Regions from separate parts of the Mus musculus genome. Here region 1 is linked to region 2. The links are chromatin loops, found by intact Hi-C in ENCODE. Cell type or tissue: left cerebral cortex. All regions are shown on one strand. Each heading gives the region's core, and the rest is flanking DNA. Links, peaks and the distances in the headings are about the cores only.

Region 1 (11,452 bases), core at 1,477-9,476, 390 kb after region 2:
AAATAAAAATCAACCAGTATACACAATATGTGATTCATATATCTTTATAAATATATATATATATATATTTTTATGAAAAATACACACACACATCTTTCTCTCAGTTCTACAGTGGCAGAAGAGGGTCTTGCACAGGATCTAGCAGCGGTGCAGTGATGGGTCAGTGGACATGCCTGTCAGTACTAACAGAGAAGAGGAATAAGACAGAAGCCAATTTCCTTTTGAGATTGGACAAGCTAGATTGACTTGACATTTGCTCTCATGGCCTCTTAGGGGTCCAAAGTTCAAGGCAAGGATGGAGTGTAGATTATAGAGTATCTCCCTCGGAAGTCCTCACTGGAGGTCTTCAGGTGAAGTGGTTAGGAAAACACGTGGCCTAGTGGTTCATGGCACCTCAAATTGAGACCTTGCTTTAAGCTTCTCTGTGTTCAGTTGGATCCCAGCTTCTGAAGAATCAAAGGAGCCTAACTTCACATCAGACCTTGGAAAACAAGAGCCCAATAAATATGAGCTTATCCCAAGAGAACAAGTCAGGAGCAAAAGAATGGGCACACACAACAACGTCTGCCGAGACTCCAGCTGCTGAAAGACAGACAGAGGCTCTGAAGATGGAGCCTGCAATATCTGCAGGTGATCCAGCTGCAGCAGAATGGGCAGAAGTCAAGAATGGCTCCGAGATGGGACCTGAAAAATGGAGATGTCTGGGCCCTGCACTGCCTCTACCAAAAATAATTTCATCATTGGCAATGCTGGTGCATAGGTCTTCCTTGAGCCCCAGCAGGACCAGTAGGATGCACTGTGTTCTTTATGTTGCTCAGGCCCATGCTCAGAGTTGGTGGTTGGTGGAGAAGTAGAAGGAGGAGAGTAGCAGAGGGGCAGGGCTCAGGTTTTTGCTGTATCAGGATTTCAGAGCAAACCATTGGTACAGGGACTAGGAATCCAGACAATGAGTGGCCTTGACACCAGTAAATGTGTGGGCTCAGGATGTGATTCAACATATACAGGAGCAAAGCTAAACCTCAGTAGAATCTCTGAGAGCATAAAGGTGCAGAAAACTGCACCAAAGACAGCCCTACACAAGATTTTTAGGTTCCAAAAGATAAAAAGGAACCATCAAGGAGACTTTGTCATGGAGGAAGGGACTCCATTGTTGACCAGGGGACTTACTGGGGTGGGACCCTTGGAGACTTTTGGTGAAACTTTTCTGGGATGGTAGAAAAATGGATAGCTAATTAGACTGGGATAAGAAGGTGGTAGAGTGGGGCAGGGCTGGCATGTTGGTGGCTGGGGGAAGCATCTGTGAAGTGCTACAGAAGTGAGAACGAGCATACATCGGCGGCAGCTGGAGAAATGGTAAGTAGATCAGGATGTGGATGGAGCACGGGGAGTCTTACAGGGGCATCTGTCTGTGACCAGCATGGAAAGGCCATGCATATCTAAGGGGAGATGCAGCAGATGGGATCCAGGAAGGAGGAGAGACTAGAGTCTAAGGTTTAAGAACAAAGGGAACAAATACACCCTGTGTCCTTTCATAAGGCCACCAACCTCATGCATGAGAGCCCCACCCTGTGGCCTACACGTTTCTCAGATGCCCCATCTCTTAGTATCAGCATACTGGGGGCCAGATTTCAGCACCTAAACTTCAAGCTACAGCATTCTTTCCTGGATCCCTCAAAATGCAGTCCTTACATGCAAAATGAATGAATCCAAAGTCTTAAGTATGTCCAGGATCAGCTTTTCAAGGCTGGTCAAAGTCTTAATTAAACACCAGATTGGCTGATATAGGGAGGAATTCCAGGTGTGATGGGTCTGATACAAACTTTGCTCCAGCTGTGAAAACAAGCTAGTTATATACGTCCAAAATCCAGCACCAGTCAGGCATAAGATCAACATTCTATTCAGAAATGGAGAAACTAGAAGGCAGTAGGGTTGAGAATATACGTTTGAGGCATGCTTACCTAGAATAGCCTGGGTTTGGTTCCCAATACTTCATAAACTGGACATAGTAATACACACCTGTAATCCTATAACTCAGAAAGTAGAAACAAGTGGATCAGAAATTCAAGGCCAGTCTTGGCTACATGATACTAAGAGGTAGATGGAGGGGAAAGAAAAAACAATTTGGAAGGCAGAGACAAGATCCAACAGGGCAAGCAAGGCCTTTAAGTATTGGTATTGATTGACAGTTAAGAGTACTGGATGGTCTTTTAGAAGACCTTGGTTCAATTTCCAGCATCCATATGGCAACTCACCACTCTAGTTCCAGGGTACCAAATGCCCTCTTCTGGCCTCTGCGGACACCAAACTCGCATGTGATAGACAGATATACACACAGAAAAACATCAGTGCACAAAAAAATACTAATAATTTTTTAAAATCACAGAAGACTTTGTGGAATGTATTTTTTTATCCCATATGCTCTTCTGGTGTCTCTTTAAAATGTTGAATATTTTTCTTTGGCTGGATCTACACACATACATACACACACACACACACACACACACACTGCATGGCATTTTTAACTGAATTGTGACATGTTCTTTCTATCTCCAGTTGGTTTAAATTATGTAACTGCATGTGGCTCTTCTCACTCTTTCTCTTGTCTGACTATGCCTATGCTGCAGAGGCAGACTAGGGTGAAAGTGTCCAATATCTTTTAGAGCTCTGGAGTTCCAAGATACTCAGGTGCAGCCTGGCTTAGGAGAACAGAGAAATTTGGGCAGGTGACGCTGACTGACAGTTTGCTTCTGTCACAGGCACTGGAATGCAAATGGTTGCTTCCCTGTTGCTGGACTGTTGGACAGAGTGGGAGGAATGAGCAGTCACTGACTGTGGGGCTGTTCTTGCTGAATCTAAAGAATCCCTTCAAGAGCCAGTAATGAGTGGAGCCATAGCCTGATTACAAACCGCATCAGAATGCCAACTACCGACCAGGACTTGGGATATGGCACATCCCAACCAAAAAGCATAGGAAGAACAGGCAATCAGTGCAGGGCTCGGTGTGCAGGGCTCAGGACTTCCTAAATGGACATGCAATGGGTAAGGGCTCCATATATAGGGCTCAGGACTTCACAAATGGAGACATCCCACACGTGGCAACAGGACACCAGGAGAAGGCTTCATCTACAGAACAGGTCTTCATGGGGCCTAGCAATATGTTCCCAAAGAAAAAGACTGTCTATGTGTGGGCCCCAGAAGTTGCTAGTCACCAGAATCAACGTGTTGCTAGGAGAATCCCTGTTGCTACTCAGACACCCAAGTCACTCCTCCCATCATACACAAGAGCCTGGGAATAGGAAGATCTTCAGAAAAATGTTCCAGGATGGAAGTGCACATAAAGGAAGAGACAGGGGGCATCACAGCAGATAAAATGCTGGAGAGAGACACAGGATGCAGGCTCCACTCTTCTCTGTGGTGTCTCCAATGCCTAGAAGCTAATGAAAACAGTAGACCAAGAATATCTGTACCTACTCCACCACTGAGCTGGATTTCACACTTCCAGAAAACAGATGCTAACACCCATGCTGACCCAGTAACATAGCCACAGCCAGAAGCCACACTAACAGTGATGGTAGCAAGACTGCCAAGGCTCAGGGGAAGGAAGATCTGCTGTGGTGTCCACAAGTGCCATTTATAGAGTCTTGGCTGGCTCTTGGCATGTTCTATACACATTCAGTATGAAAGTATTCCATCCCATAACAGCCTGTGGGGCAGACAGCTGCCATTGTCACATAACCTGCCCTAGCCACATACATGCTAGGAGTCTCCCTGTGTGATCCCTTGTCTCAGTGATCAGAGCCCATGCCATCTTGGTGACAGAAACCAGACTACAAATGAAGCCTCTCATCATTTTTGTTTCCCAGGGTGATCCCTGCACAGTGAGAATGGGACCTACCCTGCTTGTCATTGAACTGGCGTGGATAACGGTTACACAGCCTCTCAAGCTATGGGTCAATCACTCTCAACTCCCTGTCTCTGATACAGACCTCATGGGAGATAGGGTTAGACTTTTTCCAACACTTCTTCTTTTGTAGAGCCCCACTGACCCATGTAGGGATACATGATGTCAGATCCCTGGCAGAGAGCACTCCAGCACTGCCCAGACCCCAATACTGACACTGTGGACTCACTACCTGACTGTGTTTGTGTATATCTAGAAAACAGAAGACGTTGACAAAATAAAAGGAAAAGAAAATTAGAAGTTAAAGTCTTGGCAGCAGGCTTCAGCTGACTATACAAAGGGCTCTCCTTTTCCTAGTCTTTGACACTCATTTTCTCTTGACAGTTTTAGTGATAACATCCCAGAAGAATGGGGTCCTTCAAGGAGGCTGTTTCCCTTGAGTCCACTGCAGGCCGGCCTCTTTGGGCAGTGGGTATGAGATTAGCAGCCGGGGTAAGGAGGAAGCTTTGCTCCTTTTGAGTTTTGTTACAGCCTGCCAGAGGCAGCAAGAGCAGAGTCCACAATTCTCTCTCTGCCTTTTGCTTCCTACCTCTCCATCCCCTACCACCAAAAGGAATATTGCCAAGTCTGTGATACAACTTTCATTTCCTTATCAGAGGCACGTATGAGATTGGATCACCGGGGACTTTGATGTTAGCTCCTGTCTCTGTGGAACTCTAAAGGAAGAACACCAGAGAGGTGAGCCTCCAACAGGGGAGAAAGAATGGCCTCCAGCCCAGAGACCTCACCTGCTGGTCAAAGGAAAAGGACTGTGGTGGAAGGGCTGGACAGAATCTATGGAGCAGCCCAGCGGAGAAGCTGTGCCAGCTTCAGACCGGCTAGGTGGAAAAACTAAACCCAGGCTCTCATTACTTTGGAAATAACAAGAAAATAATTGGAGACAGTGTTTCTATTTTTATGCTGAGTCCCAAGCTTTCCAGCCTGCTGCTGGAGGAGGGAAATAAAAGAGAGTGAAGCAGCTGTGTAGGCTCAGAGCATCAGCCCAAAGCACAGCATGCTGGGTCAAGTGCCACTTCTGACACCGTGAGGACTGTGCACCGGGCTGAAGACACTGACAAATACTTTGGCTTGATTCTTCTAAGGATGTGGGTCCTGGGCATCCTTCTGAGAATGATGGCAGTCTTCCTGGCTGGTGGGTCATACATGGAGCCTGTGCTGCCATGCCATCAATGTTGACACTGCACTGAGTACAGTGTGAATTGAAAGTGCTGCCAACTCAAAGTCAGACTCCCAGGTGGCCTCCAGAGGCAATTTTAGCATCACCCCTCAAAGGCCTCAAGATTCCATCTGTGTCCCCACTTGTCCTCAATTGTCTCCCAGACACCTGAATGTTCTGGATGAGGAAAAAAGGGATAGCAGAGACAACTGGGGACACATCCATTTCACGGTGTAGCATTATGTATCTGGCCAGTTTCCAAGCCCTGGCAATTAGAGGAGGTCACCACTTAAAGCCAAGGAGAGGACATAAGACTCTCTATAAGGAGGCTATAAGGTTCAGGCTGTCAGAAGTGGGGATGCAGGGAGGGAGAGCTAGCTTGCGTCCTTCTCCACTCCTCTCACTGCACACTGGCAGACTTGTTGGAGGCCACACCCACAGAGAGCTTTCTTGGCACATTGGCATCTTCCCCTCAATATTTCTGGCTAGAGCAAAAATCTAATCATTCTGTTGAAAACTTAACTAGAACTGACATATCAATTCATCACTGTAATATCAAAGCTTTCTAAAGAGGGATCATGGTGTGTGTGTGTGTGTGTGTGTGTGTGTGTGTGTGTGTGTATGTGTGTGTGTATACAGTGTGTGCACACAGAGGTAGTGTGTTTGTATAGGGGACGGTATATAAGGCTGTGCAATGTAACATGTGTCTATGAAATTGTACATAGTGGGTAGCATTAACAGTTTTATTATATACATATGGGGTGAGATGTGCAGTATATGTGTACAACACAGTGATGGTGTGTGTGTTATGTATAGCATGTGTGGTATGCACAGTGTGTGTGATATATGCATGTTTTTAGTACCTATATATGATATGTGATGTATGAGCCTGGTATGTGTGCATGTATATGGTGTCTTCATGGTGTGTGTGTGTGTGTGTGTGTGTACATATGTGCTGTGCACATGCTGTGCAGTGTGTGCGTGGCATGTGTACTGTGAGTAGCAGGAACACTGTGAGAGTTGGCAAGCAGGTGGCTTATACCTCCCCAGGGCCTGTGTTGCAGTCCCCCTTTCCAGCAGCCCATCCATGCCTCTCTGGGACTTGACAGGGCCCTCTGCCGAATCTTGGTTCCTATAGAGCAGAGCCCAACCATCTCCACTGGGTCTGCAATTCTGCACCAACAATTTTCTATGACCTGTGTTGTTCCCCCGAAGTTTCTGCAGCATGTAGTGTGGCTTCTCTTCTCCTGAGGTGAGAGGGTTCACTCTAGGTGACAGATGCAGCCTCGCCTGATCCGGGAAGCAGTGGCTGAGATGACACAGACAAGGTACTATTTTTCTCAGTCATGATGTAGGTCACAGCTTCCTTAGATTGGCTGTTGCCATGGCAACCGGAGCTTTCTGCTTTTGTACAGGGACTTGGAATACTATTCCTCAAGATAAAGGAAACATTGAGAATCCTATAAAAGGCCTCCCTGACAGCCAGCACATACCGCCCTGCTCTCCATACCCCCACCAGAGCCAGTCAGTACTGCCTCACTCTGTGAGGCCCACCCTCCTTTCTCAAAGATGAACACGTTGAGCTGCCCTTGGGAGCCTATAGAGCTAGATACGCTCTGGGAGATCAGATCAGCACCAACCTGTCTGGGCACACAGTACCATGATGTCACAGAGTGATGTGCCTACCTCTGCCACCCACCCAGAAGGCCTCCTTCCATGTTCCTCATCCATTGTCATCTGGACATCTTATTGTATAGTATCAGAGCCTTGCAATGACCTGCTTATGGTGTGAATAAGTCACTCAGCAGCCCACTCTAATAATACCTGGGTTTAACCAGGCCCATTTGCTAAAGTTCAGGGGTGTGGCTCCATGGACTTCCCACACCTCTGGCCTTCCTACAGAGCCCAAGCAAGCTATATGAAGCCCTTCTCTCTCAAAGCGGTGTGCACTTCAGTCTTGATGTGTCTGATCTACAGGAATGAACAAGGAGCCCATAGTAAACAGACCAGAGAACTGGGGTGGCCAAATATGACAAACATCCACCAAGTTTTGCAAGGATAGACCTAAGTCCTGTGATTCTGTTCGGCTAAGCAGAAATGTTTGGCAGAATCCTAAGGAAGATCCAACCTCCACTGACACAGAACTGGGCTGATGCTTATCACTCACAGTGTGAGAATGGCTACTCACCTGTCCTTGTTTAGGAAATGCAACAAACTGCACATGGCTGCACTCCAGAGCTGGATCCTGAGAGCAGGTATGCTGGTTAGGGTGCAATGAGGGAACATGTCGCCTTGCTCAGGTATACAGACCTGTACAGAACTGCAGCCCACCAAACTAGTAATAAAACTAGTCTCAAAATTAGGTTGTGTCTGCAGCAAGCTAAGGGATTTCAAAGATGTAATTGGAGTCCCCAGTGAGCAGGCTTTCCATCAGTCCGAATGCAGACTGCCTGGGGCCTCCAACCTCTCCAGGTGAGTCCAGACACAGCCTGGGATTCTCTCTCAAGCTGGATGCAGAGAGGCAAGGACTTGAGTTTTACAGCTGGGAGAAGAGGAACTCTGCCGAAAGGCATAGGAGCTTAGGCACATCCTTGGTTGTGTGGCTCCTGGGGTCCCAGCAGAGTAACAGCTCGTTTGACTGGGACCTGCTGGCCTGCAGGAGTAGTGACACCACACAGATGAACTGTCCTCAACACCTGATGTAGCAATAATTTGTTATACAGCCATAGAAAACAAATGCACGGGCCATGTCTTTGTCTGATGCTAAGGCCCTGTTCTTGTGAAACCATCAGCTACGTCACTCAGCGTGGAACTTTCAACAGATTAGAGTTGTGCCACAGTAAGATACTGCATTCTTGCATTGAAAACACCTCAGCAGATGCTACAAGTATCTGTAACACCAGGAGGGCTGGGTTGGTTACAGCATTCTTCTTAATTCAGCTTTTATGGCACTACTGAGAACAGTATTTTACTTAATTTGAGAAGCTTAAAATAATCCATGGATCCATCTTCTTGTAAAATACATATAGCAGAAGTCATCCTAAAGCTTAGAAGCTAAGCTAAACCGAAGCTCAGAAAATAGGAAAGCAAGAATTGACTAGTTACTGCTATGCTGCAGTAACAAACAACCCCATTTACGGTGATATGACAGTTCTTTTACCATTACAGACCACCCTAGATGAGGATCACCAGTGCTTGCATCGCCATCCAGGTAGCCCTCTGGTCCAGGGTGAAGACCTTCTGTGTCTCTACTGTCCTTTTCCAGGGTGTCTTTGTCCCCTGTGGCTTACTTGCATTTTGGACTTTGAGGGACTCGATTCTAGTTCTAAACTACCAAGTAACTTCCAAATGCAGGGATGATGCAGAGGATGCAGAGGTGATTAGAATGTTACTGCCATGGTCCATATTGCTCAAAGGTGGTGTCACTCAGAGACTACATACCTCTTAGCCTGGAAGACGCCAGCATGCTTCAGTGGAGGAAAAGCTGAATGACCTGAACGATCCATGCAATATTTAAAGAGTATCAGACTCCAGAGAAGTTTAAAAAAAAAAGTTCTATTCAAGTGAGTTTCCTGAAGACAGCAAGTGTAAGTAGTGAGTGTAATTAGTTCAGACCTCACAGAAACATAGGAATGTACTAGAGCTCAGGGCTGCCTGCTGAGACAGGAATCCATGGAAGAGACAAGCATACAGGGAAGTGGCTGGTGGGGAGCAGGAATAGGCAGAGTAGGAAAAGCTATAGAAAAAAATCCATCTGCTAGCTTCTGGGAGAGGTCAGTGAGGGTAACTGGAAACTCGGGGGAAATGCCTGAAAGAAACCATGGCTTTCAACCTGAACTTCAAAGACAAATACAGACATGCTAGCTAGGGAAGAGTAGGCGGTCCCAGGCAGGGCAATGGTGGGGAAAGATGGCTGATATGAGGGAGAAGCTGAGCCAGGAACACCTGTGATCCTGATGCAACTTAAGGGTGCATTCCCAACACCCTCTGTACCCCAAGAAGCCATGGAACCAAGAGGTTTCACAAAGAGGTGTGAGGGCGAGTATGAGTCTCCATGTAGAAGTAGTCCTGGCCTCCAAGGGTGGCTGAGGCACAGTGTCACTCACTGGCTGATAATAGTTTCTAAGGGCACAGTTTCAGCTCCAGGGTGGCAGAGCCAGCTTCTGTTGAGGTTGTGAAGGTGGACCTGGCCCTGGTTTACCAACTGCTATGGCACTGGTAGCTTCTGGTGCTCTGTGACTTGTAGGATGGCCAGCCAGTACCTGTCTTCATTGTCATGTGGTGTTGTCCCTGTTTGCCTATCTGTGTCTAAGTTTCCCTCAAGAGCTGTGGTAGTTTGAATATGATGTCCCCAGGATTTTGGGTCTTTGACTGCTTAGTCACAGTTGCTGGCTCTACTTGCAGAGGTTAGGCCTTGCTGAAGCCAGTCTACCATTGAGGGTGGCCTTTGAGAGTTTAAAGACCATTTCAAGGTCACGCTGGTGCCTGTGGTGAAAGGTGTAAGCACTTAGCTTGCTGTTCCAGTCACCATACCTGCCTTCTGCCACTCCTCCTAGCCATGATGGTGACAGACTCTTAACCCTCTGGAAGCATAAGCCCAATGACTCCTTCTTTCTATAAGTGTGCACGGCTGTGGTGTTTTAGAAAAGTAACAAATAAAGAGATGCGCCATCACACTGCTCCAGCCTGTGCTAACGACCCCATCTTAATTTAACTTCCCATCTTCCAATGAAGCTATTTCCAAGAAATGCCACATTCTAAGGTATTAGGGGTTAGAACAACAATGTAAAACTTTGATGTCATTAATCAGTCAAGAACCCACACTCAAAATAGCGACTATTACACAGCCCACCCTACTGTCCCTCTGTGAAATATTTATCTGTGTCTTTGTTATAGCCTTAAATGAAATCTGTCACTAAATCTACCTACACACACATCCTCAACTTAATTCTATTTTCTGACTGCAATTTAAAATAAAATGTAATTTTTAAGAAAATATGCCATTTAATGTGTGTTAAGTGCTCAACTAACATCTATGCTGATAGGGCATTGTCAAATCCCAAAGGAGACAAACATTTTCATGTGTCTGAGTTTAGAGACAGTGCATCTCAGAGCATCATCTGGGATGTGATTAACCAACCCAGGAAGGCTAATGAAACTGGCCCCAAACAAGCAGAGAGCAGGTTCTCTTATGCTCTGTCCTTTGGCCTGGCTTGATTCAAATGCTAATAATTTTGTATGCTGTACAGGTTCTTAGAAACCCATGTGCAAATTTGTTTTACATTTTCACTGTTAAAAACATTGTGTAAACAATGTTCTTGTGTGCAAGTGCATACTTCCCACATATTTATGTTTCTGTACCATAACACCATTAATTTATGCCTGCTAAATCAAGAGTTGAGATCATTTAATATGGTTGCATAAAAGCACTTCAGTAAAAGTATGAACACAACATTTAGAGAAAAAGAAATGAATGTATCCTCCTCCCATTACTGGGTCCTTGGAGACCACTCTATACCAACACAACAGAGGATTTGAGTGTACCCTGCAGGTGGTCTCTAGCTTCCTCCAGGGTTCTTGCCCTACACCTGCAACAGAAATCCAAATCACAAATCCTCTCTCCATGTGCTCCATCTCTCTCCATGTGCTTTATTCCTCTCCATGTGTTCTACCTCCACCCCATAATTCTGGTTCCAAGCAAAGCTCAAATGAGGAGCTGAGGTGTCTATCCCCCTATGGTGATATCTACATCAAATGTCAAAGTCCTGCCTGCCCTCACCATGTATCCTCTACCTGTAGGGATGATGATGAGTAGTTGTGGGTCCCACCATGGTCATACAAGAGAGACAGTGGCCTTGAGAATAACACAAAGGGGTCTGTGGGTGATCTTCTGACAACCTGGACAGTGTGTCATGGTACTCCAGTCACTAGCAGCCTTGCAAAGGCTCAGCTGTCACAGGAAGGCTTCTTGCAAGAACTGCTAATGTGTAGTGTGAAGGCCAAAGAAGCACAATGATATCCACACCCTGCAATCTTTCTGTGAAAGATGAAGCTGGTGGCAACTTGAGCAGAGAAGTTTCAACGAGCATCCCAGAGTTAGACTGTACTTACTGGATAAGAACACCCCTCTTAGATGTCCTGCTTTCTGACTTTTGTTGGCCTCTCTGGGTGGAGAAACAAGATTCCTCTGCAGAAGCAAGCTCTGCCACGCTATCTACCTCAAAAAGGTAGTGGATTCTGACATGCTGTGGCATTTAGTACCATCTGTTTCCCTCCCCCTCTGGTGAAGGTAAACAGCACTTAGACTCCCACTCAAACAGAATCAATGCCTCTCA
Region 2 (11,452 bases), core at 1,184-9,183:
GTGGTCGGGAGCAGATGAGGGAGATGGAGGGAGAAGATGGAGGGAGAACAGCCCTGTATTCAGTCTCCACGATTCCTCTTTGCTCCAGTTCTGGCCCGCCACCCTAAGGCTAGTCTCCTAGGCTTCCCATACAGCAGGTACCCGGTGGCGAGATGCGCGTCGCGTCGCGCGGGCTGTTCCACTCTTGTTTTCTCCAGCCCCCGCCCCCTGCACTTGCGCCCCGCCAGCGCCGCTCCGCCAGCCGCTCGGCGCACCTAGCCCTAAAGGTAGGACTTGAATATTTTAATAGGGCAGTAAAAAGGATGCTGACCTATATTTGCAAGGAAACCCATTTCCAGCTCCAGTCATACGTGCATGGAGTTTCAGAAAGTCTCGATTTGGCTGGGAGATTGGCAGCCTGGAAATCTCAAAGGAGGTGGGATGGGAAGAGAGGCTCGTGCTTTGCTTTGCCGTCTGTCCATCCACCCTCGTCGCCGAATATTTATTCGCTTTTAATTCTTATGCAAGCAGGTTAAAAATTAAAGCGATTGCAAAGCCAGCAAGTTCCAAGTCCCTCCCCTAAGGTACCGCGGGCTCTGGAGAAATGAGGAGCATCCTTAAAGAAATATCAATACATTCTCTGACCGGCACAATTGAGGACGATGGGATCGCAGTCAGGCTACGCGATACAGTGGGGACAAGACGGGCGCCTCTGGAGCTCCTGCCTTTTGTCAGAACTGCCCCCAGGCTTTCTCAGTTACAGTTCTTTGGTGGTGGTGGGGTAAAGGGTGGGGTGGTCTTGGGAGAAAAACACAGAAAAGGAAAAGGTAGGAGCTAGGGGACGAAATGCTCCAGGCTATGTTTGCAGTGACCTGGAGGCCCTTTGAAGTGTATAGGGGCATCCCCTCTCCCTCCATTTTCTGCCTCCACTTGGAAAGGGCAGACTCCCTCAGAGTAAAGGTCTTTCTAAGTTTCAAGCTAGAATACAGGTAGTTAGAGGAGGTCGTCCCGGGAGACTAATTAAATGAGACTAATAAAATGAGACTAATAAGATAGAGAACCCCATCTTCTGGTGCCCCATTCCAGCAAACCCTAAACTTCCTGCTGGACCCTTCACCTCCTTTTTCCTCCCGGAAGAGGAGTGCTAGGTGGGCAGGTGGGTGGGGAAGGAGAGAGCAAGCCGCCTTCCTACCTGCCCAAAGAGCAAACAGAGCAGGGCTGACTGCTTGGTCACACGCACCCCCCCCCCCTCCCGGGAAGGAGTCTGTTTCCCACCCGCAATGGGTCTCTACCTGAGTCATCAGCCGGTCTGCTCCCGTGTTTTCCTCATCCTTAAATATGATGTCGGGGTTGTAATTGGGGGTGAGTTCCTTAAATCGTTCGGAGTTTCTTGTGATCTTCCCTTCATATCTGCCGCTGGCCCCTAGGGTCTTCTCGGCTACGTTGGGAATAAACTGCTTGTAGGCTAAAGGGGTCAGCTTTTTGGGGTGCCGCCTCTTTCCAAACCCCCTGCCGGGCCCACAGGCCAGCCCGGGGCACACCAGCAGCGAGGAAGCAAGGATCACCAGAAAACATCTGGCCAGCAGCAGCAGCATCTCGTCCGCGGAACCTGAGGACTTGTGAGCTGTCCCCGCGCTGTCTGTGCGCGAGCGGGTACGCGCGGGTGTGTGCGTGTGCGCTCCTCCTTGCGCTCGGCTCTCCCTTCCTCGCTCGGCTCGTTCGTTCCCTCTGGCGCTGCCTGGCTCTTTCTCTTCCTATATAACCTTGCCTGCCGCTGCTGCAGGGGACTTGTCTCCGATCCCCACCCAGACTGGGGCTGCGATGGCAGGCTGCCGGTCGCTGGTAACGGAACACATCGGAGTTGGGTCTCGAGACAGCAATTAAAAGACAAAAAGAGCCTGATTTTAAATGGTAGCAAGGCTGGAGAGCTTGTGAGACAGGCTGCCTTTCGCACTATATTATAGCTGGCAGGGGCGCATCTGATTGGCCAAGCCGCACAAGCTTGTCTTCTGATGTTAACCCTGAGAAAGACTACATTTCTCCCCCCTCTGGCTGCTGTGGCTTTATTTTCACCTGAAGGCTTCCAGTTTAAAAAAGAAAGAAAGAGAGAAAGAAAGAAAGAAAGAAAGAAAGAAAGAAAGAAAGAAAGAAAGAAAGAAAGAAAGAAAGTCTTTACTAAGGTAAAGGTGGGTGGGAGGGAGGAGGCCTGTTTATTGGAAAAATACCCCGCACTGCCTGCTTTGTGCTCAGGGCTGCTTCCCCCTTACTTTCTCTAAATGGAAGATGCTTTGGTTAAAGCCAGCATAAGTTTTTAAAGGACAGTCCAGATGCTCCCCCCCCCCCCACAAGCTTTGACCATAAAACAGCCTCTCAATTGTTTGAGGGCAACGCTGCCTCCCTCCTGTTTGCCTTATTTACACCCCATCCCCAGATGTGAGTGTACAGGACAGACGTCACGGGGTTGTGAAAACAGCTCACCTGAGCATCTCCTGAATATTTAGCATCTTTAGATAGAGGATAATCACAGGTGGCCACAACCTAAAGAGTTGCTGTTTTAAGTGCCCTAAAATACTGTCCTTTATTGTATCTCACTGACTGCACCACATTCAAGCCTCTGCAGGTGGATGGATGCATCCCAGCTGAGGGGCAGGTAAAGAGTGTCTGCAGAATGTGGTGGGGTACATAGGTTCAGTGGGTCTATGTGCTGCACCCCAGCATGGAGGGCAGCTGGTGTGTGCTTGGTGGGTAGAGGTGATCTGCCTGGGGCAACTGAAAGTGGGCAAGGCTGCATGCGTGAAGAACCCCTTCCAATCTATCCTAGCAAAGTGCAGGGCTGGGGTAAGTTGATGTGGAATTCAGGCTCCTTAACACAGTTGTATTTCACAGGAGCTTTGCAAGCTAATTTTCAAGGAAAGAAGCTGGCTAGGTGTAGGGCCTGCAGACTGAAGGTGTTAGGGATCTAGAGGACAGTGTTCTGGCCATAAGGGGCATCTTAGAAGAGGATATGCTGTCTAGAGGTCACTACTCTTGGGGTGTCCAACACTCTTTCAGGAAAAAGAAAAATTTCCAGAAAAGTCTTAGTTGAACCAGAAAAATAGAATGTGAAACGCTTTGTTTTTATAGATCATAGAAATCTGCTCTGGCTTTTCTCCCATCCTACTCACAGGCAAGATTCCTCTAGGATGGGCGAACTATTTATGTGGAATGGAATACCTGCTTAGGGACCGAGTCCTCCAGTGTTATCCCATGAGACCAGCCTCTGGCTCTTGATCCTGTCCCAGTGCAGGGAGAGCCCAGCAAACCTGAAGCTCAGCTGGCAGTGGGGTTTTCAGAGGACTTAGAAACTTGGTTGCTTTTGAGTTAGTGTGAGGCGAGGAAAGTGCTTGCTACTGTCTACTGTGAGTCTCAATGGCAGTATGGCAGAGCCTCACCATCCCAGGCTTGGAAGGGTTGACTAAAGCCCGCACACCTGCCCTCTCTGGAGTTTTCTATCCTTTGATTTATGAGGACCAAGTACAGATTCTTAGTGGGAGTTGGTCCCAGCTTCACGAAGACCAAATAAGAGCCAGACTCTCCAGCCTGTATCCTCTGTGTACATCCCCCATCAACTAGAAAAAATGGATACAAAGGGGACCCACTGTTCTTGATCCAGAAGAGTGGGCCTGCCTGGCATGTGGCTTTCATATTACTAGCCGGTGGTGGGCTAGACAAGACTTGAGCATCCTGGAGCCTCATTTTGCTTCAGTATTTCCTTGTTCTCTGTGTATGCTGACCAGCACTCTCTTCTTGATGTCTTTGAATATAGACTGGTGAATGGATCATGCAACTGTAGACAGCTCTAGTCAGCTTTGGATTGGCAGTGGGGAGTGGGTGGGATTTCCTGGGGAAGGAGGCAGAAAATAAAGGCCACATTTCTCCCTGTGGTCAGGCTCATGATCCTGTTCTCAAGACAACAAATATGAACTGTGATTGCTTTTATCCAAGCATTTCTGTAACCTGGAGACCTGGAATACCTGCAGATGTGATTTGGAAACAAACCCCTAAGCTGCCAGTGTTCTATGTGGGCACAGCTGGCCTTGGAGTGCCCAGACATGGTCACCTCCCTTTTGGCTGTGAAGAAGGAGGTGACTTGGTTCTGCTCTGGCCCATTGCTCACCCCCACTCCATCTCTAGGGACAATGGATGCTAATTCCAAGAGAGCCTGATAAGGGCCGGCCTTCCTGGAGTCTGGAAGGATCTTTAGAAGGAAAGTAAAGATTTACTATAAACCCTGTTGTTTTTTTCCTCGTACCCAGGGACAGCTTGCTTCCTGTTCCAGGTTGCAGAAATGCTGGGATAAAAGCAATCACAGTTCATATTTGTTGTCTTGAGAACGGGATCATGAGGCTGGCCACAGGAAGAAATGTGGCCTTTATTCTCTGCCTCCTTCCCGGGGAATCCCACCCTCTCCCCACTTCCCAGACACCAGACACTCGCTGCCTTCCACCTCCAGACACCAGATGGCTCCCTCTCTTTGCTTTCCCCTCTAGACCATTTGGGCCCCTCCCTGTGCCTGTAAGAGGTTCCAGAGCACAATCTCTGCCTGGTGGGGCCAGCCATTTAACTCCCAGAGGCTACTTCTCATTTGTGTAGGTTCAGCTATTCCTCCTGCTGGGCATTTGCAGGCTCTCACTCTTCTTGTTTCTTTCCGTCCAGCGTTCTTTCCTTCACTCTGAGGAGCACTGGCCAACCTTTGACTCTGCCCCACACCCCTGGAGGCATAGTCCTGGGCATGGCCCCTTCCCCCTTCTGGCCCTGCCGCTAGATGGCGTCCTCACTCTGCCTTCGGCCCTGGCCTGCCCGGTTGGGGAAATTCTGCAGTCTCCAGTTGGAAGGGCCTGGAAGCAGGACTAGGCTCTTTGGCTCCTCCTTGCTCTCTGACACTTGTCTTTCCTTTCCAACCCTTAATTTCCTTTCCCCAGTTTGAACTAGGGATCCCAGCCCAGCCCTGCCTGCTGGCCTCTTTTCTTTTCTCCCAGTTGATTTCTTTTCCTTAGAACAGCTCTGCACCATCTCATTCTATCCAATCACCCAGTTAAGTTTCATTTTCTTCCTGATTTTTTTTTCAATCTTGGCAAATAGAGTTTCACTTGCTCCATTTTGTTCTCTGGGGTGATATCTAGGGGAGAGGAAAACCTCACAGCCAAGGAGAAGCCCTAAGCCTGGGAAAGCTGCTTCTGTGTTAACAGCCAGAGAATCACATGGCTGTGAGATACTTTGTCCACGCCCTCTCCAACCTTCAGTAGTCCCTGTGTAAGGTGTAAGCCATGGATATTTAATTCAGGCCTCAGTTCTGTGAATCTTTGTAGTCTCCAAATGATTTCCGTCCTCTACAGGGCCACCAGCTACATTTGTGGCTGAAAAGAGAAACTCAGTGTAGGCAGGTGGCCTTATGGCCCAGAGGACCAAGGGATGGGTCTGGATGCCATAGCTAGTTCTTCTGACCCAGGTCTGGGCATTTCTTTACCATAGGTACTTTGGCACTCCAACATGCCACCACCTTTCCTCCAGTCTTGGAGCTGCTGAAGCGCAGATGCCCCCGGGAGAGGTAATCCATTAAGCCTAAGCATTAGAATCACCTGGGGAGCTTTGAAAAAAAAAATCATGTCAGCCAACAGCTACAGGGCTGTGCTCACAAACAATCACATCAGAGTTTCTGCTTTGCTGACTCCCTTGATGGGAATCCCCAAGACTTGGGACAGGGGAGGGGAGCCACTTGGCTGCAGGTTTCTGCTCCTGGGGATGTTCTTCAGTCCCTTCTGGATGCTCCTGGGTCCCTGGACATATTATTCTATGGCCACTCCTGGCAAGGAACAACACATATGGCTTTATTAGACAGAGCAAAGGACTGGTAGTAAGCTTAATGAGTTTCATATATTTTTCTAGAGCATGTATAGTGAGGGGTCCGTGTGCGGGTGAGGAGGTACATTAAATCGGGAGGTTTGGGGTGTAGAGCAAAAGCCAGGGGAGAAGGCAGGAAGCTGTGAAAAGCCACTCTGTCCAGAGTGAGCACAAGTCTGGACGCCCAGATGCATCAGGGTGTGCAAAGGGGTACCTGGCTTTGGATGGCCTTCAACTCCCTCACACTGGGAAATGGAGGTCAGAGACCATTATACACTTCTTACCTTCTTATTTAGGGAGCCTCAGTACCTGCTTTGATTCTCTCTGACCAGAGCCTCCTGTCAGACAGGCTGAGCAATAGGGTATTACATCATCTAGGTGTCTGTCCAGAAAGAAGAGCAAGGAGGACTGGATGCTGACGTATGAGGTATAGGGCCAACTCTGTATGGGGCACCCAGATTTATCTGGCATGTGAGTGCCATGATGTGTCACGGAGCCTTGTTCTGTGCCCATTCATCCTTCGCAGGTTCCAGGCTGTTGAGGTATTACAATGGCTCCAGAGCCACTGTGGCTCCCATTGTGTCTGGAATCTGTACCAGTTGTAATGTAGATTCCTAATGTGCTGGTTGGATATTTGTCAACCTGACACAAACCTACACATATCTGGAAAGAGAGATACTCAGGTGAGGAACTGAGATTGGCCAGTGGGAAAGGCTACGGTGTGTTTTCTTGACTGATAATTGGCTTGGGAGGGCTACCCTTATTGTGTCCTAACCCTGGGCTGGTCATCATGAGGGTATAAGGAAGCAGGCTGAGCAAGCCATGGGAGCAATCCAGTAAGCAGCACTCCTCCATGCTTCTGTTTCAGTTTTTGCTTCTGGGTTCCTGCCTTGACTTCCCCTCATGAAGCACTGTGCTGTGTAGACATAAGCCAAATAAGCTCTTTCATTTCCCAAGCTTAGTTTGGTCCTGGGGTTGTTTATCACAGCACCAGAGAAGCATGCTAGGACACCTAGTCTTTCTAGAACATCTTGGAACTCTGGGTAGGATAAAGGAGTCACTGAGATCTCTGACATGGTGTTGTGGAGAGAAATGCTCAGACCTGTGTGTGACTGAATGGGCCCCAGCAATTCCTCCCTGCCCCTCCACCGTTGCCTCTTTGAAGTTCTCCCTACTGGGAGCTCTTCCAGTCCTCAGTTCAGAAAGCTGTGGCCCTAAGCTCAGGAGAAGCTGCTGGCCCAGGCAGCAGCCACTTTTTGGAGGAGTCTAAGAGCTAAGCCCCTTCCTTCGACACTGGACACAGAGGACCATATAGCACCCTTTGACCTCTCACAGGCGAGGTCCTGAGCAACCTGATCTCTCACATGGGGACCAGCTGCTGTCCAAACTAGAGCCCAGGGCCGGAGCAGTAGCTCAAGAGCTCCAGGGGCATCAACCCTTTTCATGCTTTTGAAGGACAAGTGCTTTCTTCTGCTGTCTTCAGAGGGACCCTACCTTCCTCCTTCAAAGCCAAGTTGAGAGCCAGAAGCAGTGAGGTTGGTGGTTTGCACCTGCTGTGGTACAGAAGGGGAGAGAAAGGGCTGGCAGGATGGAGCCAGGTGGGTATGGAGGGTGAGAAATGAGAGAAGGGGTTGGCTGAGGTGGGAATCAGGACACAAAGGGAAGCCAAAGGTGCTCAGCAAACACTTGGGTTGTCCAATGTTAGCCAAGCTTCTAGGACCTGACTCAACGAGCTTCCTACCCTGTAATGTTCTCATGGACCGTTTCTCCAGAAGGCTTTGGGCAACCAGAAAACCAGATGGCTGGTACGGCTCTCTTCTTCCTCTGAGGCAGGGGGATTTTGTAGAGGATTCTGCTGACTGAGAAGTGGTTCCTCACTTCAGAAAGAGCCACTTTCAGCAGATGCTGTGCAGCTCTGCTCCGAGTTGCACCAGCTCCTGAGTCATGTCACAGTGTGCACCCAAATCCTGGGGTGGGGTCTGGAAGCCAGACAACAGGTGCAGAAGATGCTGCATAAGATAGCTCTCTCCAAAGAGAGGGTGTCTCCTCCCCTCTGTCTCTCACCAGCAATCCCCTCCTTCAGCCACCATGGGATCTCACCTCTTTGGGGACTGGGCTCTTTATTTTGGACTGTCTTCCCCAGAGAGGGTGTCCAGGCTTGAAGTCACATGTCACCTAGAACTCAGGTTAGCAGAACTTTCTTGCCCCGTGTACTTAGATTGAATTTCAATTTACTAACACACACAACCCTATGGAGGAACCAGAGGCCCAGAGTTTGTATATTCTGTCCGACCCCACAGAGAATTCATGGCAGGAACATCAGCACTCATGGTCCCTGGCCCCAGAACCTGTCATAGAGCTCCAGATTGTGATCTGTGGGGCACGTGGCTGCATCAGCAGACGGGAAGCAGGGACTAGGACAGAAGAGGAAGCGTGGACGTGCACTTGGAAAGATAAGCCACAGAGTAATGTATGCGTCTTGCGGCTCAAATAAAAAGTAGTCCAGAATCAGAGTTTCTGAGGAGAAGACTAGGGGTGTCTGAGAGTGGTTCTCCTCAGTTGCTCTGTCCTGTAGCTTTCTGTATTGGACACACAGGGTCACTATTCTTTCTCTGAGCCTCCATCCTCACCATTGGCCTGGAGGGGCATGTCTCCTCACCCAAGGGCACCATCCATCTGTGGTCAGTGTGCCCTTGATGCTGACTTTTAGTCCCGGCTCTCAGCTTCCTCCCTCCCCAGTCTGACGTAAGAGTGTTTCCAAGGAAAATACTGTGTGCCCGATAGACACGGAGGCTTCAGGACTAGACATGTCCACATTGAGTTTTTGTGATGCTTAGTGGTTACACTACGGGAGCCATCTCCCTGGTGCCCTCAGAGGTGAGCTTGTTTTGAGAGCTTCAGCCTCTCTGGTGGCCTAGATGGAAGCTGTAGATGTTGTTTCTAGTTCCTTTTCCTGACGCTGGGATAAAAATGCCACGACAAAACAAATTGAAGGAGAGGTTTTCTTGATTCACAGTAGAGAAGTACTGAGAGCAGGGGCAGGTGGCAAAGGACCAAACTGCATTTTCAACCAGGAAGCAGAGAGGTGAGTGCTGTTGTGGGTTCCCTTGCTTCCGTTTATGCATTGCAGGACCCAAGCCCAGGAAATGGTCCCACCTACAGTGGGCATATCTTCGTATCTCAGTTAACCTAGCAATCAAAGTCATTCCCTATATGCATGCCCAGAGGGCTTATGGACAGGCCCTTGTTTAGGGTTCCTTAGCAGTCTTCACATCAGGGCAGTGAGTGTCCTATGGCCTTTGGTTGGCACTTCTTATGGCCAGGCCTCCATGTGTCATGGACTTGCTGGGATAGAGAATGGACAGGGAGCCTGGTGACAGTCCCTGTGGCTAAGGTGCTCCTCTCTCCAGTGTCATGGCGGAGCTCTGGCAGATTATTTTCATATTATTCTCAGATGATTGGTGTGTGAGGTTCAGGTGTCCTGACTGCTCAGGGCTGAGTCTGTGTCAGTTCCCCAGAGGCAAGTTGCTTCTGTCTGAGTCTAGCAGCTGGTTCCTCCATGCAGGGCACTGAGTGTTGAGCTAGCCTACTACATGCTCAGTCTTGGTCTGTGTGCTATGTGCGGTAGACGTCTTAAAACAAGAGTCCTATAGAGTGAAAGCTAAAAGTATGTGGAGTTTGTTTTGTTTGAAGGACTGAGCTTTGGTAACTGAGATGGCACTTAACATCAAGAAACAGCAGAAACCTTGGCCCTCCTTGACAGTCTGTAGAGTACCTTCCTGTTGGGACTCATTGGACCCCCAGCATCTCTAGTCTCAGGGAAGGTGTGGAACCATGTACATCTCATAGCTGCCATTGAGAGGTTTCCAGGAAGACTCCCAATCGGAGAACCAGGATCGGATCTGGAAGGATCTTCTCCAGCTCAATGTAGAAAAGATGCTGGGAACCTCATTCTAAGCTTTTGATTAATTTCAAGAGGAAAGATTCTAGATTCGACACTCTTGACCTTTGAAGGTGGAGACCTGCTCCTGCTGTGGAGTTCTCTGCCTTTGCCTTGGGGGGATCTTGGGCAGTGGTCATTCCTGGTGCGTTATGTCTGTGCTTTTGCTTGCTGCCCTGAACAATGTCCATGTACCTCTAGCTGCTATCCCCTGTGGTGGCAGACATCTGGCTTTTTGTATGTGGGCCATTTACCAAGGGCCTGTGTTGTTTATTATACCCATTTATTATACCCATGTTTATTATACCCATTTATTATACCCATGTTTTATGCTGAGAGTTGTTACTTACACTCTGACATCAAGACTGTTATCAACATACCTATGCACTTCTAGAAGAGTCTGTTGGTCTTATAAGTCCCCAGCTAAGATGATGTTCAATTAATATTGATCACTTGATGAAAGTTTCTTATCAGTGCAGCACACTCCAATGGTTTCTATTTGGAAAGAATTCAACAAAAATAAACTAAGAAAACCAGTTTGCCGTAAGAGATCACCGCTGGCATCTGGCTTTACTATGACAAACATGTGAGGCCAAAGGCAGCTCACTGTAGGATGAGCCAGCTGACTTTGGAGAGGGCATTTCTTTAGCTTGGCTAATAAAGACATTCAATGAAATTGAGTTACTTTCAAAAATTCTACTTCCTGTATTTCCCATACTTTTTGATTAGCAAATAGGATAAAGCATTGGAAATTATCATGTAGCTCTGTGGAGCTGGCGCTTTAGAAGGCAGACTCTTCCTTTTTTTTTTCTTTCTATTTTTCCCTGAGACAGAGTCTCACTAGGTAGACTGGACTGGTCTGGAACTATGGATGTTAACCTCAGATTCCTCTTACCTTTTTTTCCTTTTTCCTTTTTTTTTTTTTTTGGCATAGACACACGGGGCTACTTTATACATAGGAACCCCTGTAGTGACCTAGTACCACCGACAGGCAGCATAACTAATAACCACTTGTTTCCAGAAGACATTGAGTCCTTTAGGTAATGCTTCAGGGTGGAGCACATCAGCCATCATGGTCTCCAAAGGACAGGAAATGTGGCCGAATTCTTAGCTTAGTCTCCGCTTTAGGGGCCCAGGGAGAGCCATGGTTCATTCCTTTTCTCTGCCTCGGAAGGTGGGACCTCAAGTGAGCTGTGCACTAATTTTGAACTTAATTCTCCTAACCTAAGACTTGAACTTCCAGGAGGGCCCAGTGTTCAGGTGCTGTCCAGCACTCACTCAAAGTCATTTCCTTCCCCACTAAGGACTAACATGGACTGACATTCTGAGAGGGGGCTGGCTGTTCCTACCAGCAGCCTGTCCACAGCAAGGGGAGACTCCTCATAGCCTGTTCCCCAGAGAGTGCCTTGGTGCCATTTTTCCACAGATGGGAGGGCTGAGAAGCCTGGATGGTGTCTCACTGGGGGAGGGCAGGATGCCAAGAGAGACCCAAAGGTATGAGAAGGAGCCAAACTCCACTTCTCCCCTGGCCTTTTCAGTGTGAGGTGGCTTGCCCCAAAGTACACAGACCCTCAGATGAATCCAGCTTTCTGTTTGAGTAGCACCCAGACAAAGCCTGCCCTCGGGGATGCTCCTCTGCTCCCTCCCACCATG

The links. A loop is a pair of places that touch in the nucleus more often than their neighbours do. Peaks named below come from ENCODE experiments on the same cell type or tissue, not always from the same donor. Only the 100,000 strongest peaks of a DNase experiment are listed, where the experiment ranks them.
Region 1: a loop joins it to region 2, with 4 times the contacts of the local background. A loop is called at or near these places in 3 of 42 quality-filtered maps.

The regions. Positions count from the first base shown.
Region 1 is chr5:28,853,635-28,865,086 of GRCm38, forward strand. Gm42243 (a long non-coding RNA gene) reads left to right here. Exons shown (of 4, transcript XR_880913.2): 4 at 4,558-4,795. Among named protein-coding and RNA genes, the nearest start is that of Gm42243, 19 kb to the left of the region's middle. In left cerebral cortex, for the core only: no CTCF peak of the experiment used is centred there; DNase peaks (open chromatin) are centred at 2,796, 3,273, 3,520, 4,938 and 3 more places; H3K27ac peaks cover 677 bases.
Region 2 is chr5:28,465,190-28,476,641 of GRCm38, forward strand. Shh (sonic hedgehog) reads right to left here and starts at 1,912. Exons shown (of 3, transcript NM_009170.3): 1 at 1,272-1,912. The coding sequence starts at 1,574. It overlaps 9530036O11Rik (RIKEN cDNA 9530036O11Rik), which reads left to right and starts at 1,795. Exons shown (of 7, transcript NR_015562.2): 1 at 1,795-2,159. RefSeq lists an enhancer at 10,901-11,452. In left cerebral cortex, for the core only: a CTCF peak has its summit at 4,758; DNase peaks (open chromatin) are centred at 1,727, 1,881, 4,527 and 4,795; H3K4me3 peaks cover 841 bases; H3K27ac peaks cover 659 bases.